Regions from separate parts of the Mus musculus genome. Here regions 1 and 2 are each linked to region 3. Evidence: chromatin loops called from intact Hi-C (ENCODE). Cell type or tissue: left cerebral cortex. All regions are shown on one strand. Region 1 holds the start of Sema4b (sema domain, immunoglobulin domain (Ig), transmembrane domain (TM) and short cytoplasmic domain, (semaphorin) 4B). Region 2 holds the start of Man2a2 (mannosidase 2, alpha 2). Region 3 has its middle 14 kb from the start of Gm45202.

Region 1 (8,000 bases), 56 kb before region 3:
ACAAGCCCCCAGGGATGAGACAGGAAACTGTCTCAGGTCAGACTCAAAGGGCGAGCCAGTTCAGTCACCAGGGCATTCCCCATGTGGGACTCCAGCCACAGGACCTTCCTGTAGTTGGGAGGAAAGGAAGCAGAAGCAGGTCTCAAGGGTGCTGTGGAGGCCCTGGAAGGTAAAGCTCTGTGGTGGCGGGGAGCTCAGTCAGGTGTGGATGCACACCCAGTGGTGAGGTGGCTGGGCATGGCTACAACGCTGCAGAGCTTAGGGAGGACTGAAAAAGCATCCCCCCCCCATCCCCCCCCCCAGGCAGAACCTAGAATCCGTCCCGCAAACACAATAAAATTGTGTTCCTGGCCTGCCAGCCCTTTCAACCCCTCAGCTAAATACCTCTGTACAGTGCACAAGTCACACACTGCCCACCTGTGGCAGCCTTGAATGATCAGGGAATTGTGGGAGGTGGCCAGGTCCTGGAACTATACAGCTAACCCAAGACAGATGCTCTCCCAGGAAGAAGGGCCTCTCTACGCCCCTATCAAGTCTTCACATCACTCCCTAAGGCAAAAGACCTACTGTGTTTGGTGTAGCCCCAAAAGCTAGTCCTGCCTTCCCCAGGCGTAAGCGGGATCCACAGGGGCACGTGTCTCTATCTCACAGCCCCTTCCTTACGGCTGGGACAGCAGCTCTCAACATGCGGGCCTCAGCCCATTAGCAAATTTACAACTATGAAGCAGTAACAAAAGTAATTTATGGTTGGGGGTCATCACAACCTGAGGGACTGCATTAAAGGGTTGCAGCCTCGGGAGGGCTGAGAGCTCTAGGGAAACACAGGATGACAGAAGCAGCAAGGGGTATGTATGGCTCAGAGCCTAACACACCTAACACAGGACAGGTTCCATACCTAGCTCATACCTCCACCCTGGGTCAACAAGGTGAGGGGGTCATGGGGAGGTGGCGCATCAGGGAAAGGGATTTTTGACACCAAACCTGAGGACCTGAGCTTAGGTCCTGAGATCCACACGGCTGAGGGAGGATTTCACCAGCTGCCCTCTGACCTCACTGACCTCCACATGTACGTCATGTTTTCGTGTGCCCTTACACCCACACACAAGCTAAGTAAGTGTTTTAAAGTGGCAGAGCATCAGTCCTGGGTTCCGATTTCAGTCATTTCTCACTTCAAGAACAGAACTCCCAAGGAGCAGCAGTGAACTCTAGAACCATCCCCACCCACAGCGAACCACCCAGTTCCATGCAGGAGTGGTCCGAGTTTAACATAACAAGAATGACAGCAAACACCCGCTGAGAGGTTTCTGTACCAAGCCCTATCCTAAGGACTTTGCAACTGGTAATGAGCTGCGCCTTGAGCAAGGCGCTAATATCCCATTTTACAGATGAAGAAATCAAGGCACAGAGAAGTTGTTTACTTAAGGTCATGTGGGAACTAAGTGGCTGAGACAGGATTTGAACTTGAGCTACCAACAATGTTTTGGATAAGGGACTGAGATCCTGTTAGGGGCCTTAACTGAAGAGCTGATTCTATCCTTTTGCAAATGGGATGCTTTTAGGGGTGGGGATGCAAATATGGAGTAGGAAGTCTGGTAGAGTTTTAGTCTGTAACCTCTAATTTATGCACTAACTCACAGTGACAGTTTGCAATTTAGAGGGGTTTGGCCAAACATTGTCTGTTGGCACCTATGTGCCTGATGCCCTCCGAATGCACCAAGTTTTATGAATTTCCCAAGATGACTTTGCAAGGTATCTAAGCCTGAGGCGACTTTGCAGGGGAGGAAGCTGGAGTGCGGGCAGTAGGAAGTACTTACTGGGCTAAGTCCCTAGAATTCCAAACGTTGAGGTTCCCTGGAAAAGGTTCAGGGGCGATCAGACTAAGGGAAGTAAAGAATGAGTGGAGGATTGGAAACACAGGCAGCCAGGGGCAGCTGTAAACCACCAAAAAAGGAATGTGGCCCACCAGGGTGATACCCTCAGGCCCCTCTAGACAGGGTACAGATGGGTCTTCGCAATGTCAGTTTCCAAGTCCCTGTGTTTGGAGTAGGGGGTGAATTCTCCAGGTCGATCAGTCAGAGATGGGCCGGCAGGGAGGAAAGACCTGGCACCCACCCGCCAAACTCCAGGCTCTGCTGTGGCTGACTGAGAATATCATAAGCCCAGAGTTTATAGCACGGCCAGCAGCAGTGCCCTCAGCCCCGTGCCGTTGGTGGCTCCAAGGCTGACTCTGGTCAGCATCAAAGACAAGTAAATGAGTAGGCAGGATGGCTGGCACCTGAGGCCCCTAGTGCCGAGTGTGCTCCCTCCGAGCAAGAGCAGCTGCAACCGAGCAAGAAAGCGGCCCTCTCCAAGTCCAGATAGAAAATGGAAGAAAAGGGCTCTCAGCTCCCTAGCTTTCCCTCCTCTTTCGCTTTGACCACAACTGCTTTCCTGGTCCTAGTGGACCTCAACCTCTCCTTTGTCGTGGCCACCCCACCAAGCATCTCGTTGCCCGCGCTCCCCTCCTTCTGCCGCGCCCCATAGCACTTACCCAGCGGCACACTGATCCGGGGGCCGAGCGCCCGCGTAGTCGTCGTCCGCAGCAGCAGCAGTAGCAGCAGCAGCAGCAGCGCGCGCCGCAGGACAGCGGAGCGGCTCGCCCGGCCCATCGCGGCGCGTGGAGCTCGGACCGCAGCAGGCAGCGGCGTCCTCCTCCGGCTCAGGTTGCTCAAGTGGAATCGCAGGCTGGAGCCCCGCCCCGCGGTTCGGCCCGGAGTCCTTCCCTCGGCCTCCGCCTCTGGACCTGGGGGTGGGCGGCAGGGAAGGTGGTCACGTGGGCCGCCGCACCGTAGGCTCCCTCTGCCCAGTGCTGCGGGTGAAAGCCCCGCGCTCTCGCCGCAGGGAGGAGGGCGCGGAGCAGGAAGTCGACGGGTAGGCGGGCCTCCTAGCTGGTCCTTGCCCAGCTCTTTCCCCTTCCTCCTTCCTGGGCGCTGAAGTACGAGGGGCGCTGGATCGAGTCACCCGACTTGGGGCACTGGGGGGGAGGGGGAGCGGAGCAGAGCCTGGGGACCTGAAGCCCGGAGACCGAGGAGCTCGCAAAGCCGCACGGACCCGCCCTCCTTCCGGCTCCCGGGAACCCTGCCCCACATGCCCCCTACCTACCCCCACCCCCGCTCTGGGAGCTGTGCAGACTCTGAGACGGAGACTGGTAGCTTTCCAGTCTTACTTCCGCGAGAGGTCTATGCATGGTCTAGAATCTAGATACTCTGCTCGGTTGTCCATGCTTAGAATTCTGTCCACGCGAAGCCCGGGGCCGGCGCAGAATCAGTTCAAGTGGGATAATTAGGATTTCACGGACTGCACTGCCAAAGAGGCTAGACCTTCCCCCCCACAACCAGCACGTGGCTGAGCATAGGAAAGGATTCCCTAAGGCTGGAATGAGACGCCAGAGGTATCCACCCGCAGGTACCCCAATCTGAAGTCAATTTGGTGGAGCCACAGCAAAGGAATAGAGGGAAATAAAGAGGGGGAGATCAACAAAGACATCAAGGTTTTGGAAACCCGTTTCAGCTTTTCCTAGGTGAATGGATAAAATTAAAAACTTAAAAATATGTGTTCATTGTTCTTGTGGCAATGAAACCACTTCCCCCAGACTTTTCTGCAGTTGTCGAAGCTACACTGCACTCGCTGCTGCCCATGTGTGCCCATGTGGGCAGTTCCAGAGCCACATCTTTCTACTCTCCTCCCCACCCCCACAGGCAGGTGGCAGTCAGAGCAGACAAGCTCTTGGATGGTCTCAGGTCTTCTTTCTTACATCCAGACTTCCCCATGCTCCACAACTCCTGTACTGTCACCACCCTGACATCCTTCTACAGTCTCGTGTCTTTTCTCATATGCCACATGTCCAATTGCACTGGTTAACCCATCATCTGAAATGTACTGTTTCTGCTCTAACTGCTGCTTCCTTTCCTCCTGTTAATCTCTTCTCAAACACAGTAGACAGAGTCTACTCCACAAGCTGTGACCTCTGACCTGTGTGTTTGTGTGTGTAACATAAAATATATATGCAGGCAAAACACCAATGCACATGAAATAAATAGCACTTTAAATACTGTTTCAAGGTCAGGCCTGTAGCCCAGGCCTTTAATCCCATCAACCTGGGAGTCAGAAGCAGGAAGATCTCTTGAGTTTTACAGAGCCAGTTCCAGGACAGCAAGGCTACACAGAGATATCCTGTCTAAAAAAAAAAATTTTTTTTTACATGTATCTGTCAGTGTGAGGGTTTGAGACTCCCTGGAACTGGAGTTCCTGACTCCAGTTATGAAGATGCTGGGAGGGCTGGTGAGATGGCTCAGTGGGTAAGAGCACCCGACTGCTCTTCTGAAGGTCCTGAGTTCAAATCCCAGCAACCACATGGTGGCTCACAACCATCCATAACGAGATCTGACTCCCTCTTCTGGAGTGTCTGAAGACAGCTACAGTGTACTTACATATAATAAATAAATAAATAAATAAATAAATAAATAAAAGAAGATGCTGGGAATTGAACCCGGGGCCTCCAGAAGAGCAGCCAGCGCTCTTATTGCTGAGCCATCACTCCAGCCTCAGATTCATTTATCTTATCTGTCTGGCTGTCTTTATTTATGATACCAGGTTTCTCCGTGTAGTCTTGACTGTCCTGGAACTCCTGTAGACCAGGCTAGCCTTGAACTCACAAAAATCCTCCTTCCTCTGACCCCCACCCCCACCCCCCAAGTACTGGGACTAAAAGCATGTACCACCACTGCCCGGCTGAAAATAAATTTCTAAAGTCAGCTGGAAATGGTGGTATTTAATTCTAGCACTTGGCAGGTGAAGGGCGGGTAGGATCAGGAATCCAAGGCAGCCTCAGGTACATAACAAGCTTGAGGCCAATCGAGGCTATGTGAAACTCTGTCTCAGACAACAACAAACCGAAAACAGAACTTAAATAAATACATACATAAATAAAATGAAAGTCTAGGTGCAGCTTTCCCCTGCTCAACCTCCCAAGCCTCTGGAATGGTGCCTGTACACATGGCAGGCGTCTTCAATAAGCGTTGGTTGAAGGAATGACTGGGTGACCGAGGATGACAAGGGTCAGACTACTACAGGCTCGTGTTGGCTAACAACCTAAAACAATCTTCTGATGCCAATTTCTGTCTAATGAAAAGTGCCCCAAACCTGAAATTATGCAATAACTTTTTCAACTGAACACAAGACTTCAAAATTATCTCTCTTAAATCTATTGGTTCTGGCCCAGATTTCATCCCACGGAGGTTGTTTTGAATATTGATTCTATTATCATACATTTGGCACCTCCTTTCCTGGTTTTTGAGTCATCGTAAATTTGGCTAAGTATTCCTTAGACCTTTAATCAAGTTACTGATAAAAATAATGGGTGTGCAGATTTAGCCTCCAGATCTTGGTTTCTGCACACCGCTCTTCTATAAAAGCAGAGCGCTCTCCTTAAGTACAAGGTAAAGAGCTCATTTTGTTGGGCCTGAAAGCAAAGCAAAGCCTAATGAGGCCATGCCTGAAGAGACAGTCTGATGGCCGCGTGGAGAGGAGCCAGGCGGATGGCCATTTGGTTATCAAACAGCATAAGTAATGGATTCTAATGCAGCAAATGAAAATACAACCCATTAGTCAATAGTGTGACTCAGAGAGAAAGGGAAAGAGAAGGGAAGGGAAGAGAAGGAAATGTCTTTATGTACAAACCTGCTGCTAAGTGTAGAAATAGAAGGACTAGAAAGAACACTTAGCGAAGACCACAGTTGGACATAAAGACTGGGGAAACAGTGTCTGACGGCCAGTCCCACAGATGATCACTAGCCCAAAGGCCAATGTATGCCTGCCAATGAGATCTGGTGGCTCCCATCCTAACGCAAGTGGTCAGCCATGATAGGAGTAGCATGATGGAATCTTTGCTTGCCTCCCATATGATGCCCTGAGAACTTCACATTATCAGTCCCTGCAGTGTTCCTACCAAAGGGTTTAACCCATGTCTAATAATAAGGACGAAAGCAGATACCGCCAATATGAAGAGCATTCTATGGGATAACTAGCCTGGGTCAGTCTGATCTCAGAAGTAAGTGTGTGTGTGTGTGTGTGTGTGTGTGTGTGTGTGTGTGTGTGTGTGTGTGAGAGAGAGAGAGAGAGACAGACAGACAGACAGAGACAGAGAGAGAGGAGGAGGGAAAGGAACAAGAGGAAGAAGAGGGGAAGGAAAAAGGAGGAGGAGGAGGAGGAGGAAGAGAAAAAGGCAACCATGGCAAAACACATTTGTAATCCAGAGGCCTGCAGATCCCTGCTAGCCAGCCTAACTTACTCGGCAAGTTCCAGACCAGTGAAAGACTGTCTCAAAAAAAGAAAAAAAAAAAAAAAGTGGATGGCTCGGAGGAGTTACATACAAAGTTGTTTTCTGGCCTCCATACACACATACAAATACACACACATGCCTGTGAATACATGCATAAGATCTACGTACACACACATATCCATGCATATCCATACACATGCACACACAAGCTTTGTCAAAAATCAATTTTTGCTAACTACAACATTTCCTTCATCCGCTCTGCACCCTAGTTTAGAGCAGTGCCTGATCTATGGCTTACCTGCTCAATTAGCATTTATTCAGAGCCTGAATCTGGGGATCAGTAGCTCCTAACGTGGCAGTGGCAGGAGATTGGTCTGCTCTTGTGTCTTGGCAACAAAGGGCTTGTCTGACGGCTGTGCTCATCCCTCAGGAGAGGAGGCAGGGGCTGATGCAGCCTCTCATGGTTCTTAATTATATCCTGCTCATGTGCTTTGAAAGTATATCTTATGCCAACTGGGCAGCAAGCCCCTTAGAGAGAAGAGCGCCGGGTCTTCTGTCTTCTGACCCCCTCCCCCATGCCTAGCAAGGCACCCAGTAAGAACCACACAGCACTATCTACGTAAAGGTCCCGACTTGGCCTGGGGACACACTCTCCAATTCCTGTGCATGGCAGCCTTGCTCCTGTCGGGCTCCACTGTCTTCTGTACGTGTGCTAATGTGGTTTCCTCATGTGCTCTCTCAGACTGGAAAGAACAGAAGGGTGACTGACAAAGAACTGCCTTTGAATTGACTTCCTTTAGGCAAAAGAGTGGTCCCAAGCCAACGATGTGTCTCCTGTTCCCCTCTGCCACGCTTGGATGTAGGCAAGTGTTTTTCTGCCAGATGTCAGTGTTTACAAAGAACTGGGGGGCGGAGGGGGGTAGCTTGGAAAGAGTACCAAAAAACAGAACAAGAAAAAAGTACTACTCTCTCCATGCCCAGCCTACAAGACAAAGTCATCCATAAATTGCTAAGTCAATTGCTAAGTCCGCCCTCTGTCCACCTGCACTCATAGGCCTTCTTCCTTCCTCCCATCCTGTCTGTCTGTCTGTCTATGCCTCCCCCCACAATCTACACACACACAAACACACACACACTTTTTTCACTAGTGCAGGATGAGAAATATAATGTTCATAAGAATATATTATAAAGAAGCCCAGATAAGTTTGGAAGTGGTGGCGCACACCTTTAATGCCAGCACTTGGGAGGCAGAGGCAGGTGGATTTCTGAGTTGGAGTCCAGTCTGGTCTACAGAGAGAGATCCAAGACAGCCAGAGCTACACAGAGAAACCCTGTCTGGAAAAACCAAGAGGAGAAGGAGGAGGAGGAGGTGTAGCATCAGGCACCCAGACAAACTTGCTGTGTGGTGAGAGATGTCAGAGTCCAGTGGGCACATGCCTCCTAGGCAAATATAGAAACTTTAGAGATGACAGATTCTATATCTTGATGTAGTGTTGGATTTTCAAGTGTTTGCAAATGTACTGAGCTTTTTTTTTAAGATTTATTTATTTATTTATTTATATGTGTGTACACTGTAGCTATCTTCAGACACTCCAGAAGAGGGCATCAGATTTTTGTTACAGATGGTTGTGACCCACCATGTGGTTGCTGGGATTTGAACTCAGGACCTTCGGAAGAGCAG
Region 2 (8,000 bases), 230 kb before region 3:
ACAGGAAACCCTGTCTGAGAGAGAGAGAGAGAGAGAGAGAGGGAGGGAGGGAGGGAGGGAGAGAGAGAGAGAGAGAGAGAGAGAGAGAGAGAGAGAGAGAGAGAGAGAGAGAGAGGTTAAGCCCAGCAAGACACTGTCTCAGAATTACCAAACCCCAAACAAAACACCTCTAGCAAACTATCTGAAAGAGGCATTGGAGAGCATGCATCTACTTCACAAGCTTATTCTACGGCCGTGGCTCTCAACCTTCCCACTGCTGCGACCCTTTAGTGCAGCTCCTCATGTTGTGGTGACCCCAACCATAAAATTATCTCATTGCTGCTTTATAACTGCCATTCTGCTACTCTTATGAATTATAATACAAATATCTGATATGCAGGAGATCTGATAGGCAGCCTCATAGGGGCCAGGCCCACAGGCTGACAACTGCTGCCCTACAGTTACCCATCTATAAGCAGGGCCCCAACAAAAAAGTGCCCCTTTGGGCCAGCAAAGTGGATCAGTGAGGGAAGGTGTGTTCCACGAAGCCTGGTGACCTGAGTTGGATCCCTGGGACACACACGGTGGAAGGACAGCTGTAAGCTGTTCCTCTGGCCTCTGCTGGTGCTCCACCCTGAAACACACACAGGGGTGGGTGGATTTCTATGACTTTAAGGCTCGTCTGATCTGCATAGAGAGTTTCAGGCCAGCCAAAGTCTCAAACCCCAGAAAATTTAAAAGTGGAAACCAAAGCTAGAGAGATAGCTCAGCTTTCTAAGGGCTCTAAAGGCTCTGCCACTCTTACAGAGGGCCCGCGTGGCCGCTCATTTGAGATACTTGGGACATTGAGGCTCCTGGGAACCTGGACCTGGTTGGAGGACTGATCAAGCAAACCAAACAGCAGGCGGAGTGCAGCAAGCAACTGTGGCTGGAAGCCAGGGCTTGGATATTTTGCATAGAAAAGGGAACTTCAGGCAACAGGCAAAGAGGGGGCTTTGCGGCTTGGCTTGGCAAGCATCAATCGGAAAAGCACCTGCTACCCTTTTACTGACTTATGAGGAGACGCCGGTAGGCTGGCAGCCTGGTGCTGGTGCCACGAGTCTCACCTTGTGTAGGAAGAACCCCGTGGCCTGTAAGTGGAGCACGGGTCCGACAAGGCTAAGGAACCTTCCCATCAAAAGCGTGCGTGGAAGCCAATGGCCAACAGCAGCTGGGCAGAACTAATAGTGCTCTGCAAAAACCGAAGCTACTGTCACCTGGGATGTGGCAGGCCACCCGGGACTGACACGAGAAAACTCAAGACCACAACTGATACAAGGCCAAAGACACTCAGCCAATATTTCTGGACACTAACTGGACAGCCAAGTGGCCGAGAGATTCCCAGAAGATATGGTGTAGGCACTTAAACCCAGATAGTTCCGGTGGATAGACCACCTTGAGGGTAGACTGATTTTTTTTCTGTGTCTGACACAGCTGTCTGCATATGCACAGAAAACGGAAGCTCTGTTAAGCATTTGTTTTGTTTTGTTGAGATAGTTTTGCTGCAGAGCCCTAACTGGCCTGAAACTAATTATGTAGACTAAACTGGCTTTAAACGTGCAGATAAGAGGGAACATGGTGGCCTATACTTTTAATCCCAGTGCAGAGGCAGGCAGATCTCTAAGTAGAGTACAAGGCCTGCCTAGACTATAGAGAGAGTGCTAGGCTGGTCAGGGCTATGCAGAAAGACCCTGTCTCAAGACAAAACATAAAAGCAAAACACCACCACCAGTATCTAGGAAGAGTAGACCATCCTCTGCCTAAATATGCATCTGAAAACTGTTCTTAGCTGGATCCACAAGAAGCTGGATTGCAGGGGGATAGCACTATTGAAATCAGCTATGACAGAGTACTTGCTATTGCTGTATGGTGAGGCTGGACCACAAGTGTACTATGATTCTCTCCCAGGCCAGAGGAGGCCAGCAGACTGGAGAAAGACCCACCCCTCATCCCCATTTTGTAAAAGACTACACCTTACTGCCTTTTTATATCCCCCTTTTTTAAAAAAATTAAGTTTTTATTTATTTATATGAATACACTTTAGCTGTCTTCATGCACACTAGAAAAGGGTCTTGGATTCCATTACAGATGGTTGTGAGCCACCGTGTGGTTGCTGGAAATTGAACTGGGGACCTCTGGAAGAACAGCCAGTGCTCTAACCACTGAGCCACCTGTCCAGCTCCCCCACCCCTTTTTCCTGTTTCCGTAGCATGTAGGCTCTCTTCCTTCTTGGAGGCCACTGTAGTTACAAACTGCTTGATTCCTTCTCTCTCTCTCTCTCTCTCTCTCTCTCTCTCTCTCTCTCTCTCTCTCTCTCTCTCTGTGTGTGTGTGTGGTGTGTGTGTGTTTGCAGTCACTGTGGCACATATGTAGGAGATCAGAGGAGTCTTTCCTTCCACCACGTGGACTCTGAAGATCACACTCAGGTCATCAGGCTTGGTGGCATCTTTACCCACTGAGCCACCTCACTGGCTTCTGGGTTGCTATTATTTTTATTTTGAGACAGGGTCTCACCATGCTGCCCAGGCTGGCCTGGGACTCACCAAGATCTGCCTTATCTCTGTTTCTTGACTGCTGAGGACCTGGGTTCTGGGATGTTTTTATAAGGACAGGATAATCTGCTTTCTAAGGGCTCTGCCTTCATGAGCTAATCTTAATCTTATCAAAGCCCCACCTCCCGATATGGTCAAATCTGGGGACAGAACTTCAAGATGTGAACCTGGGGTTAGGGGTAGTCTACAACAGAGAGTAATATTTGTTTTGCTACGTAGTCCAGGCTAGTGTCCGTTTGCTGGGATCCTCTAGCCTCAACTTCCCAAGAGCTGGACTTTTAGTGGGCCAGCTCAGTTTCAGGCAGTAATTTTAGCAATCTTTTTTTCTTTTGAAACAGGATTGCAAATGTGTAGTCCAAGATAGCTTCGAATTTGTGTCAATCTGAGACAGGAGGATTTATAGGTGTGTGCCACTACGATCTAGCAAGCAATCTCCCCCCCCCCCCCCCCCAAGTAGCTATGGCTGTCCCGGAACTCAAAATGTAAAACAGACTGGCCTCGAATTCAGAGATCTCCCTGCCTCTGCCTTCCAGGTGCTGGGACTAAGCACGGGCTCCTACATCCATCCAAATATTAATCTTAAAAGGAAGAAAAGTGTGGAATTTGTGGAGATGTTCATTGCAGTATGGTATCTTACGCTGTAAATTGGAAACATGGATGCTCAATAAACCTTTAACCGGATGATATGCATTTCGCCCTTAGTGTCAGGAAACCCAGAGCCACCCGGAACTCACAAAACCTAGAGGGAGGCACTATTCCTTTGACTAAGAAACATCACTATTGAGCCAGGCAGGGAGGCCACGAAGCACCGCACGGTTTTGCCCTTTCTGCTCCTGCCTAAATCTTACTCTTGGAAGACCAAGAGAAAAAACAAAAACAAAAACAAAAAAAACAAAAACACAACAAGAAACAGTGGCGCGACCTTGCTGGGGTTCCGCCACTCCCGCCCTGCCGGGTCAACGGCTGCGCACAGCCGCCCCGCAGCCATAGCGGACCCCGGCACCGACCCAGCGGGAGGCGACCGAGTCGGGTGCCAGGGGGCGCTGCGGAACCCGGCGGGGGGCGAGGCAGCGGCGGGACCCGGCACTAGGGGACGCTGCGCGCGGTCCCCCGCGCCCCTCCTCCTGCCGGGCGCACCGCTCGGCCCCGTGGAGGCGGGAGCGCGGGAGCACAGGCGCGGGGCGAGCGCAGGGAGCGCGCAGCGGCCCTGGCCCCCGCGGGAGCGCGGCTGCGGGGCCGAGCAGGGGCGGTGGGTGGCCAGGCGTCCCTCTTAGCCTGCGCAACTGCCCGCGCGCGGGCCGCGGTCCCCCGGGATGCGAGCAGTGGCGGCTCGGCCGGCCGGGTCCCGAGCGGCGCGGAGGCCGGCCGCGTACGGTAACGGGCCAGGCGGGGCGTGGGCGAGGACTCCAGCCTGCAGGCCGCGAGCGTTGCGGCCCCCGGGTGCCGGTTGAGCCCCGAGGGCCGGAGGGGGGCTGGGCGGGCCGGAGGAGGGGGGTTACATCTCGGCAGGTAATTGCCCCACGGTGACCCAGCTCCTGCTCCCTAGCTCCGCCCTCTTTGGCCCGGACCCAATCTCCAGGGACTAAAAATATTGCCCGGAGGCTCCTGAGCGGAATCAGATCGCATTAAGTAGGACGCAGGCTGAGGTGACTGAGCTTTTCAGCACCAGGGCCCGAAGAGCAGACTCCAGAGAGCGGTCCCGCCCACGCGCGTTCAGCAGCTAGCGTCCTCCCTCCTCCGGCAGGCAAGTGGGGACTCGCGGGCGGTGGCGGCAGGCACTGTGGGTCGTCTCGAGTTGCCCCGTTTCGGAGCCGCTGTGCCTGGCTTCCGCTACCCTGGGGACTTTATCAGTCTCGCCGCTAGCTTCCTAAGAGTCCCTTTAAAGCACTCTGGAAGCCAGGACTGGAAGTTTTGCACAGCAGGAATCAGTACTGATGGGGACAATCCTAGAACTGGGTTGCGTTAGAAACATGGGCATTTCTTTTTCTCTTAAAAGAAATCCATTCTGTATTCTCTGAGATAGGATCTGGGCCAGGCACTGTTTCTGCTGAGTTCCAGTCAGCCCCAGGAGGTCACAGGGGAGGCAGGGTGTGAGTGTGTGTGTGTGGGGGGGTTGTCTGTCTCTCCAGCTGGTGATTGTACCCCTAAATCAAACAAAATAAAACCTCTTGTATTTATGTATACATCTGAAGGGAGGAAACACGTGGCTTGGGAGAGCCTTCTCAGAGTCCTGAGCAAGCTGTTTGCAATCAGTGGTTGTGTAATGAAGTGTGGGTCAGAGTTGGGGCTCTGTTATCCCTGTTTGTTTGTTTGTAATGTGTTACATTTATTTATGTGCATGTACGTCACAGAAAACATGCGGCAATCAGAGGACAATTTGTGGTAGTTGGTTTTCACCTTCCACCATATGAATCAAATGAATCGCTTTGGTTGTCAGGCTTGCCTGCAAGTGCCTCTTTACCTACTGCACCCCCACACTCCACATCCTGGTTTCTATAGCTTGGGCTGAGGGGAATCAGAACTCCTCTCCTACAGGACCAGCCCCAAATATATGTGCTACTTGTGTGTTGGGAGTCATAACCAAGATTTGGTACTTGAAAGCTTACTTGCTTTTTTACCCAGAGTCAAGCAAGTAGGTTGGTTCTCCTTGGGAGTCCACAGAGCGTTTGTTAGGAACACCAACAGAAGGGTTTTGCATGCCAGAACTACAGGTGGTGTCTCTCCTGCCAGGAACGTGCCTCCTGGGTCAGTATGAAGCTGAAAAAGCAGGTGACGGTGTGTGGGGCTGCTATCTTCTGTGTGGCCGTCTTTTCTCTGTACCTTATGCTGGACCGAGTGCAGCATGATCCTGCCAGACACCAGAATGGTGGGAACTTCCCCAGGGTGAGTCACACCTTGTTCTCTTCTTCAAATGCAAGTCACCTGGGCTCAGGAGAGTCTTGTCAGCACAGGACAAGAGCACCCCCCCACCCCCATTGTCTTAGAGATTGGACCTAGAGCCTCCTCATGGGCATGCGTGCATATAACACTAACGATCTACAACTGAGTTATGTAGCTGTAGCCCAGGGACATTCCTAGGCAGATTTGTCTTTCTTGTGGAGATGGATGCCCAAGGACTGGCGCATGCTAAACACATGCTCTACCACGGAGCTATGCTCCTGGCTGTAACAGGAAGTGAAAAGCAGCAATGCTGAAGGAGGAGGGAGAGGAGGAGGAGGAGAAGGAGGAAGAGGAGGAGGAGAAGGGGGAGGAGGGGAACAAGAAATTTGCCTTGTGTAATAATAGCCTGACTTAAGTTTCTGGCAGACACTGCTGATTGACCACCGTATTGCTTTTCCATTAAGCTGAACGCAGTCCTCCTCAGCACCGTGCTTGAGACAGGAGGAACATGTAGGTCGCTGAGCACGGGCATGTGAGAGGAAATGTTTGCCTTCCGTGGTCTGAGTGATGATGCCTTTCTGTTCTTGTTTTTTTTTTTTTTTTTTTTTTTTTTTGCAGAGCCAAATCTCTGTGCTACAGAACCGGATAGAACAGCTGGAACAACTGCTGGAGGAAAACCATGACATCATAAGCCGTATCAAGGACTCTGTACTGGAACTGACAGCCAATGCGGAGGGCCCGCCAGCCCTGCTGCCCTACCATACCGCCAACGGTTCCTGGGCTGTGCTCCCGGAGCCCCGGCCCAGCTTCTTCTCCGTCTCCCCCCAGGACTGCCAGTTTGCTTTGGGGGGACGGGGTCAGAAGCCAGAACTACAGGTAAGAGTTGGAGCTGGCAGGGACCCTCTCCCACTCAGACAGGCACTGAGCTGCATTCCTCCCCGGCAGATGTTAACCGTGTCTGAGGATTTGCCGTTTGACAATGTGGAGGGTGGCGTGTGGAGGCAAGGCTTTGACATCTCCTACAGCCCAAATGACTGGGACACTGAAGACCTGCAAGTGTTTGTGGTGCCTCACTCCCACAACGATCCAGGTGAAGGGCCAGTAGGCCCGGCTGCCGCAGGGTGTGGGGCGGGCTTTCAGATGGCAGGCATGAGGAGGGTGTGACTGAAGTATGTGGCATATTGAGGGGACCTTGTGTTGGCTCCCCCAGGCTGGATCAAGACTTTTGACAAGTACTACACGGAACAGACCCAGCACATCCTCAACAGCATGGTGTCCAAGCTGCAGGAAGACCCCCGGCGGCGCTTTCTCTGGGCAGAAGTCTCCTTCTTCGCCAAGTGGTGGGACAACATCAGTGCCCAAAAGAGGGCAGCAGTTCGAAGGTCAGTGGTGGTTGGGAAGGTGTGGGAAGGTCGATCATTATCTAGGACTCAGATGGGTAGGTTGGGCTTGTCTCATTGTGTGGCTGCCAAGCTGGCAGGGAGATTGAGCTGTGGCAGGAGTGGGGAACTGAAGGTCTGTTAGTGTGCAGAGAAATCGGAATGCTTGGGGCATGAGGGAGAAGCGTGGGACCTCTGCCTCTGAGCACAGAAGGGGGTCCTGAAATAACCAACCAAGACAGGGCCTTGCGGGCTGCAGGGAAAGGAGGCTGAGTGAGCACGCTGTTCACGTGGGTGAATTGGTTGGTGGAGGCCACTGCGTGCAGTCCCTGCCATCCTCTGGCTGCCAATGGAAAGGTCCCCGTCCCATCCCAAGTGTGCTTCATCCTTAGGCTGGTGGGAAATGGGCAGCTGGAGATTGCGACAGGCGGATGGGTGATGCCCGACGAGGCCAACTCCCATTACTTTGCCTTGGTTGACCAGCTCATCGAGGGGCACCAGTGGCTGGAGAGAAACCTGGGTAAGTGCAGGCACAGGAGCTCGACTCTGCCCCAGAGCTGGTGTGGGGCAAGATGCTGTGAGGTCCAGGGGTTGGCAGGGAGTTAGTTGTTCCTTTCTAGGCTCATGCAGCCTATCTGATGGGTGAGGCAGGAGCTGGCCTCCCAGGCACCAAGTGGCCAGGGGCCCGTCCCCAAGGTAGTCAGGGCCTTTGACTTCTGTGCTGTGCCTTAGGTGCAACCCCGCGCTCGGGCTGGGCAGTGGACCCCTTTGGACACAGCTCCACCATGCCTTACCTGCTGCGCCGTGCCAACCTGACCAGCATGCTGATTCAGAGGGTGCATTATGCCATCAAGAAGCACTTTGCTGCCACTCATAGCCTGGAGTTCATGTGGAGGCAGATGTGGGGTAAGGCCAAGTAGGGGCACGCATGGGTACTGTAGCAGTGGAGTCATGTTGACCTCTGCTGGCTTCTGTGGGCACATCTCCCACAGGAGCTGTGGGCCTGGGAGCCCCATGTCCTAATTCCCAGCCTACATACTTGCGACCTCAGCGTCTCTCAGGGCTGCCTGTGGGTGGCATGAACCTGCACACCTCTGACGTCCCTGTGCCCAGCTCCTCAGGCTGTCTGCCGTGGCTGACCCTGCGGTATGTCTTCTGTAGATTCAGACTC
Region 3 (8,000 bases):
CTCTGCCTCCCGAGTGCTGGGATTAAAGGTTTGTGCCACCATGCCCAGCTTCTTTTTTCTTTTGGAACAGGTTCTCAGTGTGTAGACTAGCCTTGAACTCAGAGATCTTTCTGCCTCAGGCTCTCTCACATGCTACTACTTAAAAGATGTATACCAGCACACTTTGCTAAAATACTCTCCTCAAACAGAAGATTGTACCAGGCAGTGGTGGTACACACCTTTAATCGAAGCACTTTGGAGGCAGAGGCAGGCAGATTTCTGAGTTCGAGGCCAGCCTGGACTCCAGGACAGCCAGGGCAATACAGAGAACACCCCTCCCAGATGGCAGTGTAGGACTGGGAATGTAGCCCAGGGAGGAGAGTGGTTGTCTAGCATGTGCAGTGTGCTGGATTCCATCTCCAGTATTCTGAAAACTGGGTGTGGTCACCCTCGATTGGAGTCCCAGCAGTTGGGAGGTGGAGGCAGAAGGATCAAAAGTTCAATACCATCCTTCCCAACTCAGGGAGTTTGAGGATAGCCTGGAGTACACGAAATTCCTGTCTCAAAATAAAACAATAGCTGTGTGTGTGCACGATGCACGCCTTTAATCCCCGCACTCAGGAGGCAGAAGCAAGGGTGAACCTCTGTACGTCTGAGGCCAACCTGGTGTCCATAGAAAGCTCCAGACAAGCTAAGGCTATACAGTGAGGCCTTGTCTCAATAATTAAAACAATAATCTGGGACAGAGGCAGGCGGATCTCTGAGTTTGAGGCCAGCCTGGTCTACAGAGTGAGTTCCAGGACAGCCAGGGCTAGACAGAGAAACCCTGTCTCGAAAAACCAAAAAAAAAAAAAAAAAAAAAAAAAAAAACTGGGCCAGTGAAGTGATGAGCACCTTTAATCCCAGCACTTGGGAGGCAGAAGCAGGCGGATCTCTGATCTTCCTCTTGCCTCACCCTCTGGAATGCTGGGAAGGCAGACCCATGCCACCCCATACCCCTCTTTCACCCTTTCAAATGTCCTAGTAGACAATTTAACATCACAGTGAGTCTTGCGCGTTGTGTTTTGTGGGCCGCAGCATCGGGACAATGTCTGGCCTGTCTCAAGCAGGTATACCTGTCAGCTCTTGCCAGCATTCCTGCCTGGCCTGGTGAGCGCTCCTCAGGTGGCGGGTTTCACTGGAAACACTCCTGCCCTCCCTTTTCTTGCCTCTGCTTTGGAGAGGGATCCCTGCAAGGCATCTGTTTCCCTTCCAGGCTTGGCGTGTGTTCTTGTCCTCTGGTTCTTCTTTTTAACTTCCTCCCCGAAACCGCTCCAGATGCACCCTGCCTCAAAAGCTTAGCATTTCTAAAAAAGGTGGGATTTTCCTGCTGTCTCTTCTCCCATTTCTCACCACACCCCACTCGGCTCTGTCTGGCTCCAGGACTCTGCGCCTCAAGCATCTTTCTGATCAGACTGAATCCTTTCTTATCTGAACTTACTGGTCACTTTACCTAAGTCTCTCTGTTTCCTCCTTCAGCCCCGCCCTTCTGAGGTCTGGCCCACTATAGAGAGATGGGACTGCGTTCCAGGGGCTGCCTTATGCACTTTTTCCCCAGCCGGCCCCCCGCCCCGGCCCCCACCCCTGAGGCCGTGGGTCTCCTCTCAGCCTGGCAGCTGGTAGAGAGACGATCTGCATCTCAGCTGTGGCTGCCCACTCATCTGTTTCTCAGGAGACCCACATAGACACCAGATGGCAAGTCTGCAATGTGCTTAGCGGGGTGAGAACAGGTTTTGTTTGGGAAAATATCTCGATCAGCCAGTTGGGCCGAGAAGGGGAAGTGCCAAGGACGCGGTTGAAGAGAGCTGGTTACACACAGGAGGAACTGAGTAGCTGCGTGAAGGACAGCTTGCAAGACAGTGGTGAGAGATCTCAACAACAGGAAAGTCAGAACGGGGGAGATGCAAAACAAGAGAACCCAGCCCAGAGGGTGCCACGATTGGTTTTTACATATATTTATCTATTTTACATGTATGTATGTGTGTGTCCATAGTCTTCTTGTGGAGTGTGGAGGTCAGAGGACAACTTTAGGGAGTCAGTTCTGTCCTACAGAGTGGGTTCTGAGGATGGAACTCAGATTACTGGCTTTGGCAGGAAGTACCATATCACTAACTCACCTCACTGGCCTGGCCCCCCCCCCCCCATCCCCCTCTGTGACTTTTGTTAGTGGGTTGAGTAGGATCTTGCTATGTAGCCAAGACTAGTCTCAAAGTTTCAAACTTTAAGCTTGCAGTCCTCTTGCCACAACTTAAGTTGTTCTCCTGCCCCCAACCACCCCTTCCAGACTGGCTCTCAATTTGTAATCTTGACTATCCTCAAACTTAACTATGTAGCCCTGCCTGGTCTTGAACTCATAGAAGTCCATCTGCCTCACTTTCCCATGTGCTGAGATTAAAGGCATATATTACCATTCCTAGCCTTTTAAATTTATTATATATACTGTAGCTGTCTTCAGACACACCAGAAGAGGGTATCAGATCTCATTACAGATGGTTGTGAGCCACCATGTGGTTTCTGGGAATTGAACTCAGGACCTCTGGAAAAACAATCAGTGCTCTTAACCACGGAAGCATCTCTCCAGCCCGCCACCTGCCATGTATGTGTGTGTATGTGTGTTGCTTTTAACCATTGAGCCATCTCTCTAGCTCCAATTAGCTATGAGTTTTGGATGACTATTTTTGTTGTTGTTTTAACTGTGCAAATATACATAGCAGGCAGGTATCGTGGCAATTACCTTTAATTCCTGAACTCCAGAGTAAAAGACAAGTGGATTAGACAGGTGGACAGCCTATTATAAGTTCAAGGCCAGCCTGAACTACATGGTGAATACCAGGATACCAGGTCATCCAGAGCTGCTACAAAGTGAGACCCTATCTCAAAAACAAACAAACAAACAAACAAACAACCCAGACCCAACAAACAAACAAACAAGCAAACGAGCATTGTTACATACCACACGCCTTTAATCTCAGCACTCCTGAGCCAGAGGCAGGTAGATCTGAGTTCAAGCCCAGCCTGGTCTACAGAGTGAGCTCCAGGACAGCTAGGGCTACACAGAGAAAGAAACTGTCTCGAAAAACCAAATAAATAGGGAATTTGAGTCCCAGCACCCACATGGTGGCTCACAACCACCTGTAACTCTGGTTCCAGCAAATCTGATGCCCTGTTCTGATGTCCCAGGGCACCAAGCACTCATGTGGTACACACACATGCATGGGGATGAAATACTCATACACAAAATAAATAAAACCTCTTTTAAAAAGGAACAACCAAATAAATAAAATAAAATACATATAACATATACTTTACTATTGAAACATTAAATTTTTTTAAATTATCATACAAAGTAATTATGACATTTTCACACATACATACACACACATCCATGCATGCACACATACACAGACACACATCCATTCTGGTTCTTTGCTCTCATTCTTCTCCCTCCTCCAATTTGTCCTCTTCCTCCACACGAACTGTTGCCTTTCTGCTTCCGTGTCCTGTGCACACACAGAATTAAATCTAGGTTTCACATGTGAGAGAAAACGTCCATATTTGTTTCTCGATGTTCGTTATTATCTCTTGCCCCGCCCCGCTTTAGGTCCTGCCTCCCCTCATATATCACCTCTTCTACTGTCATTATATATGTATTCTGCACAGGAGAGAAAACAAGATGTCAGTTTAGGTGTGTTTGTGTGTGTGTTGGGGGCGGGGGAGGGTCAGCTTCCTTACACATCTCAAGTTGGCCTTAAACTCAACTTAAAGGCGAAGCTGACCTTGAACTTCTGAGCCTCCTTCTGGTTCCCAAGTGCTAGGATTGCAGGCTAGAACCATATCTGCTTGGAAGTCTGTTTGTTTGCTTGCTTGTTTTCCTTGTTGTTAACAGTGATCTTTAGTTCCATCCGTTTCCCTGCAGATGACATAATTTCATTCTTCAACGCTGAATGAAAAGCGTGATGACCCCACACTGGGGTTGGTTTGCTTCTGTTGCTTAAGTTTTCAGCCAAAGCTGTGCCTCACCTAAAGAGAGGAAATAACTGAGTTTAGGATGAGCTGGGAGCCAGGGTCGGCCTGGGGAACCTGCAGGTGCTGGGAGGTCAGCTCGGATCCAGTGGCAGGACTCCGGATCACCTCTGCTCATGGGAGAGACTCTTGTTGGATCTTAAAACCCAGCGGGCAGCCACACTACCTGGGCCTTTGTCATAGCGTTTTGTTCTACCAGGCAGAGGAAGGTGAGGCCACCGAGGGGTAGGACTTGGTAGGCTGGGATTTTTGCAAGAACTGATGTGGGGCAGCTCTGGCCTGGGAAGATGAAGGAGCCCGCCCCTCCCTGGGTAGACACTGCCACCTTCTGGCTCTCGGCCCTCAACACTGGTTTTTCTACCGTCCTAAATGCAAAAAATGTAATGAAAATGTAATGAGCTCTCTCACGAGCTCTTGCTCTCTCTCTCTCTCTCTCTCTCTCTCTCTCTCTCTCTCTCTCTCTCTCCCCCCCCCCTCTTCTTTCTTCAAAACAGGATTTCTCTAAGTATTCCTGGCTGCCCTGGGACTCACTCCATAGACAAAACTGGCCTCAAATTCAGAGAACTACTGCATCTGGCTCCCTTACTTTCTGATAACTATTGTCCTGGAAAGTTTTGGCGTTTTTTTTTTTTTTTTTTCTCCCCAAGATTTATTTTCAGTGTGTGTGTGTGTGTGCGCGAGTGCATGCACATGCATGTTGTGTCTATACACTTAAGTGTAGTTGGCCTCATAGGTCAGAAGAGGACATTTGCTCCATAGGAGCTGGGGTTACACTGGCTTGGCTTGGCTTGGCATGGGTGCTGGGAACCAGGCTTTTCTCCTTTGGAAGAGCAGAGGTGCTCTTAACTGCTAGGCCCCTGGTGTTTTTGTCTGTGTGCTGCTTTTTGGTTTGGTTTGGTTTGGTTTTGAGTCAGGGTCTCACCAAGGAACTCAGGTTGGGCTGGAACTTGGCCTTGAATTCACAGAGATCTGCCTGCTTCCTCCTCCTGAGTCCTGGGATTAAAGGTGTGTGCTACCGTGTCCGGCTTATTGATCTCCATTTTTATTTTTTTGTTTGTTACAGACAGAATCTCACTCTCACCAGGAACTCACTATGTAACTGGGACTGGCCAGGAAGTCATGGCAATCCTCCTGTTTGTGTCTCTCAAGTGCAGGCATTAGAGGCATGTTGTTGTACCCTTTAAACACACACAAACTTCTTGTCCACTACAGCTCAATACAGCTGAAAATCAAAACACTCCGATCATTTGACAGTTCCTCACTGGTAGCTTTCCACAACTGTCACTGTTGCTGAGATCCACATAGCTTGGTTTACTTTCCCCTTGCCTGTGTCGGGGCCCCTTGTGGCCCCACTGTGATAGTTACAGGGTGAAGGCCCCTGGAGGCCACAACACAATTGCTGGCTGCCCCATCACCCTTGAGGATTTGTGCTGGGAATTTCCAGCCCACCCTCCTGCTGTTCCTGTTTTTAGGAGGTCCATGGGTTAGCTGTCACTCAGTCTTTGGGTGCTCTCTTTCTCTTCTATAGTTCATTTGCTCCCCCACCCTACCCCCCGGTTTTCCAAGACAGGGTTTCTCTGTGTAGCCCTGCCTGTCTGGGAACTCACTCTGTAGACCAGGCTGGCCTCGAACTCACAGAAATCAGCCTCTGTCTCTGGGTGCTGGAATCCCTGTGCTTCCACCACTGCCTGGCTGACCTCACCATCGTCCTCCAGCAGTGGGCAGACCTTTGCTGCAGCTTAGTCCCCTAACAATCTCTCTGGCCTGGCCTCCTGCTTTGTTTTGCTTCCTTTAACGCTGACCTGATAGCACCTTGGCCACCATCCTCCAGCAGGCACCAGGGGGACACCCAGCTTCCCTTCCTAGTCCCTAGAGTCAAACTGAGCTACATGCTGTCTTGTGTACAAACAGCGAGCCCCAGCTGGGAACCAAGGGGAACATAAATGAGATGTGCTGTGATTTCTATCAAAGTGTTAAATGAGGCAAAGAACACTCCAGGTTAAAAGGTTAAACAGAGGTTTCAGCATCAGCAGCAGTCAATCAAGAGTGAGCTGATTGGACTGGTCATCGCTGAGGCTGTAATTAGGGACACATAGAGATCTTTTCTTTTCTTTTTTTTTTTTTTTTTTTGGTTTTCAAGACAGGGTTTCTCTGTATAGCCCTGGCTGTCCTGGAACTCACTTTGTAGACCAGGCTGGCCTCGAACTCAGAAATCCGCCTGCCTCTGCCTCCCGAGTGCTGGGATTAAAGGTGTGCGCCACCATTAGAGTGTGCACTTCTACTGGGGGACACACTCTCCTGATGACCAGGCGGAAAGGCCTAATCTGGTAAGATTTTCCCCAGCAGTGAGTGCTACTGTGATATATGGTCCAGCTACAGGGTACCCATCTGGAGGACATAAGAAATTGACTATAACTCAGTCAGAGGTTGCAAGGGATACAGAGAGAATCTGTTTATCATCTCCAGTCTTCAAGCTGTCCCCTCGGGCGTCTGAGTGTATGGGTTTGGCACCATATTGCCACATTTGTCTTGAGTCTGGGTTTGTTTTTCTCCATCCCTCTGAGTGCCTCCTGCCTGACCATTTATTCTTTCCACCAGGGACCTGTCTGCTATAAGAGTTTGTCCAAATTCTTCAGGTTGTGAGCTCTTGGCTTAAAGGGACAGGACTATAACCTAACACAGAAATTGGCAGAGACACCATCTGGCAAAGATGCCTTCTGACAGTTAACATTTGTCAAAGATCAAAGTATGTGATCCAGGTTTCATGTTTTCTCAAGTTTGACACTTTGCCTGTCAACCACTCAGCTTTTTAGTTATCCATAAGAACATGACGCAAGTTCAGAGTGAGGAAAAGGTCCCCTTTGTGTCAGAGATAAAAACCCAGCAGGATTCCTGCTAGGTGTACTTGCTTGGTTGATTTTGAGCCACACATTCTTCTGCAGAAATAAAATTTTTTGTTTTGGACTGTGTAGTCCTTTTGCTGGCATCCCAAACCTATTTCTAAAAGGGTGGTGTCTTCTTTCTGTAATCCCAGCACTCTGAGTGATGGGGCAAGAGGATTGGAGCTAGTTCAAGGCCAGCCTGGGCTACAAAGTGAGCTCCTGTCTCAGGAAACCTAACCCAATCCAACCCCAACAACCAATCAACCAGCCAGCTAACAAGAAAAAAACCAAGAAAGAATGAGCCTTTGTAGGCTTAGATTTTTCAAAACCTACTTTAATAAGGGTTCTTAAATGCTTTAATCTCCCTTCTAGCCCACCACCCACCAGAGGTAGTAGAAAGGAAAGGTTAATAGGGTAAAGGAAGATGTGGACCTGTTTAGAAACAGTTTTTTCAAGCAATTCCAATCTTCTTTGTCAGAATATCAGTAGCATAGTTCACACGAATCAGTATCGGTAGCTTGATCTACTTACAACCACCACTTGCCAGTTAGCAATGGAGTTTGATCCAGAAGAAACCTCAAGGCTCTGCCAATTAGCCAGAGTTGGCAGAAATGGCAAAAAGCCACCAGAATATCACAAGAAGTTCTTTGGTGCATTTCTTTCTACGAAGTCAGTGAAGAAGTCAAGTCAAACCAGTGCTACCAATGCCACAGTGTCACCCGTGAAGACCAGCATTGGGACAGCCCAACAAAGGCCAGCAAAGAGTGGCAAGGCGAACCAATACCACAGCATCATCCACTGTCTGTTGGGTTATACTGATATTCTTTCCAAACATCGTGTGTCCTCTCAAGCATCCACTCTAGCAACACATCACATGTCCTTTTCCCAGGCAGCTTCCAGAAAAATAAGATGCATCTGTTCTCAGCAAAACATCCTCCCATGTGTCTGCTTGCAAAAACATCCTCTCACATGTCTGCTTCAGCAAAACATCCTCTTACAAGACAGTTTCCATAAAAACATCACTGACACAACTGAGTCTCCAAAGAAACTAGAAATTTTCACTTCAATCCTTGGCAT

What was found. Peaks named below come from ENCODE experiments on the same cell type or tissue, not always from the same donor. Only the 100,000 strongest peaks of a DNase experiment are listed, where the experiment ranks them.
Region 1: a loop joins it to region 3, with 2.8 times the contacts of the local background. A loop is called at or near these places in 12 of 42 quality-filtered maps.
Region 2: it touches region 3 in a loop (8-fold over the local background); 21 of 42 quality-filtered maps call a loop at or near these places.

What each region holds. Positions count from the first base shown.
Region 1 is chr7:80,193,301-80,201,300 of GRCm38, reverse strand. It overlaps Sema4b (sema domain, immunoglobulin domain (Ig), transmembrane domain (TM) and short cytoplasmic domain, (semaphorin) 4B), which reads right to left and starts at 2,713. Exons shown (of 14, transcript NM_001360135.2): 1 at 2,531-2,713. The coding sequence starts at 2,648. In left cerebral cortex, CTCF peaks have their summits at 3,659 and 7,870 (motif pointing right); DNase peaks (open chromatin) are centred at 2,293, 2,853, 3,194, 3,732 and 3 more places; H3K4me3 peaks cover 2,458 bases; H3K27ac peaks cover 2,603 bases.
Region 2 is chr7:80,367,046-80,375,045 of GRCm38, reverse strand. It overlaps Man2a2 (mannosidase 2, alpha 2), which reads left to right and starts at 3,671. Exons shown (of 24, transcript NM_172903.4): 1 at 3,671-3,944; 2 at 4,117-4,314; 3 at 5,301-5,453; 4 at 6,069-6,326; 5 at 6,396-6,540; 6 at 6,661-6,832; 7 at 7,222-7,349; 8 at 7,562-7,735; 9 at 7,991-8,000. The coding sequence starts at 5,322. In left cerebral cortex, a CTCF peak has its summit at 3,607; DNase peaks (open chromatin) are centred at 5,099, 5,353, 5,700, 6,174 and 3 more places; H3K4me3 peaks cover 2,397 bases; H3K27ac peaks cover 1,641 bases.
Region 3 is chr7:80,137,334-80,145,333 of GRCm38, reverse strand. No RefSeq gene overlaps it. Among named protein-coding and RNA genes, the nearest start is that of Gm45202, 14 kb to the left of the region's middle. In left cerebral cortex, a CTCF peak has its summit at 4,360 (motif pointing left); DNase peaks (open chromatin) are centred at 1,307, 1,750 and 4,342; H3K27ac peaks cover 718 bases.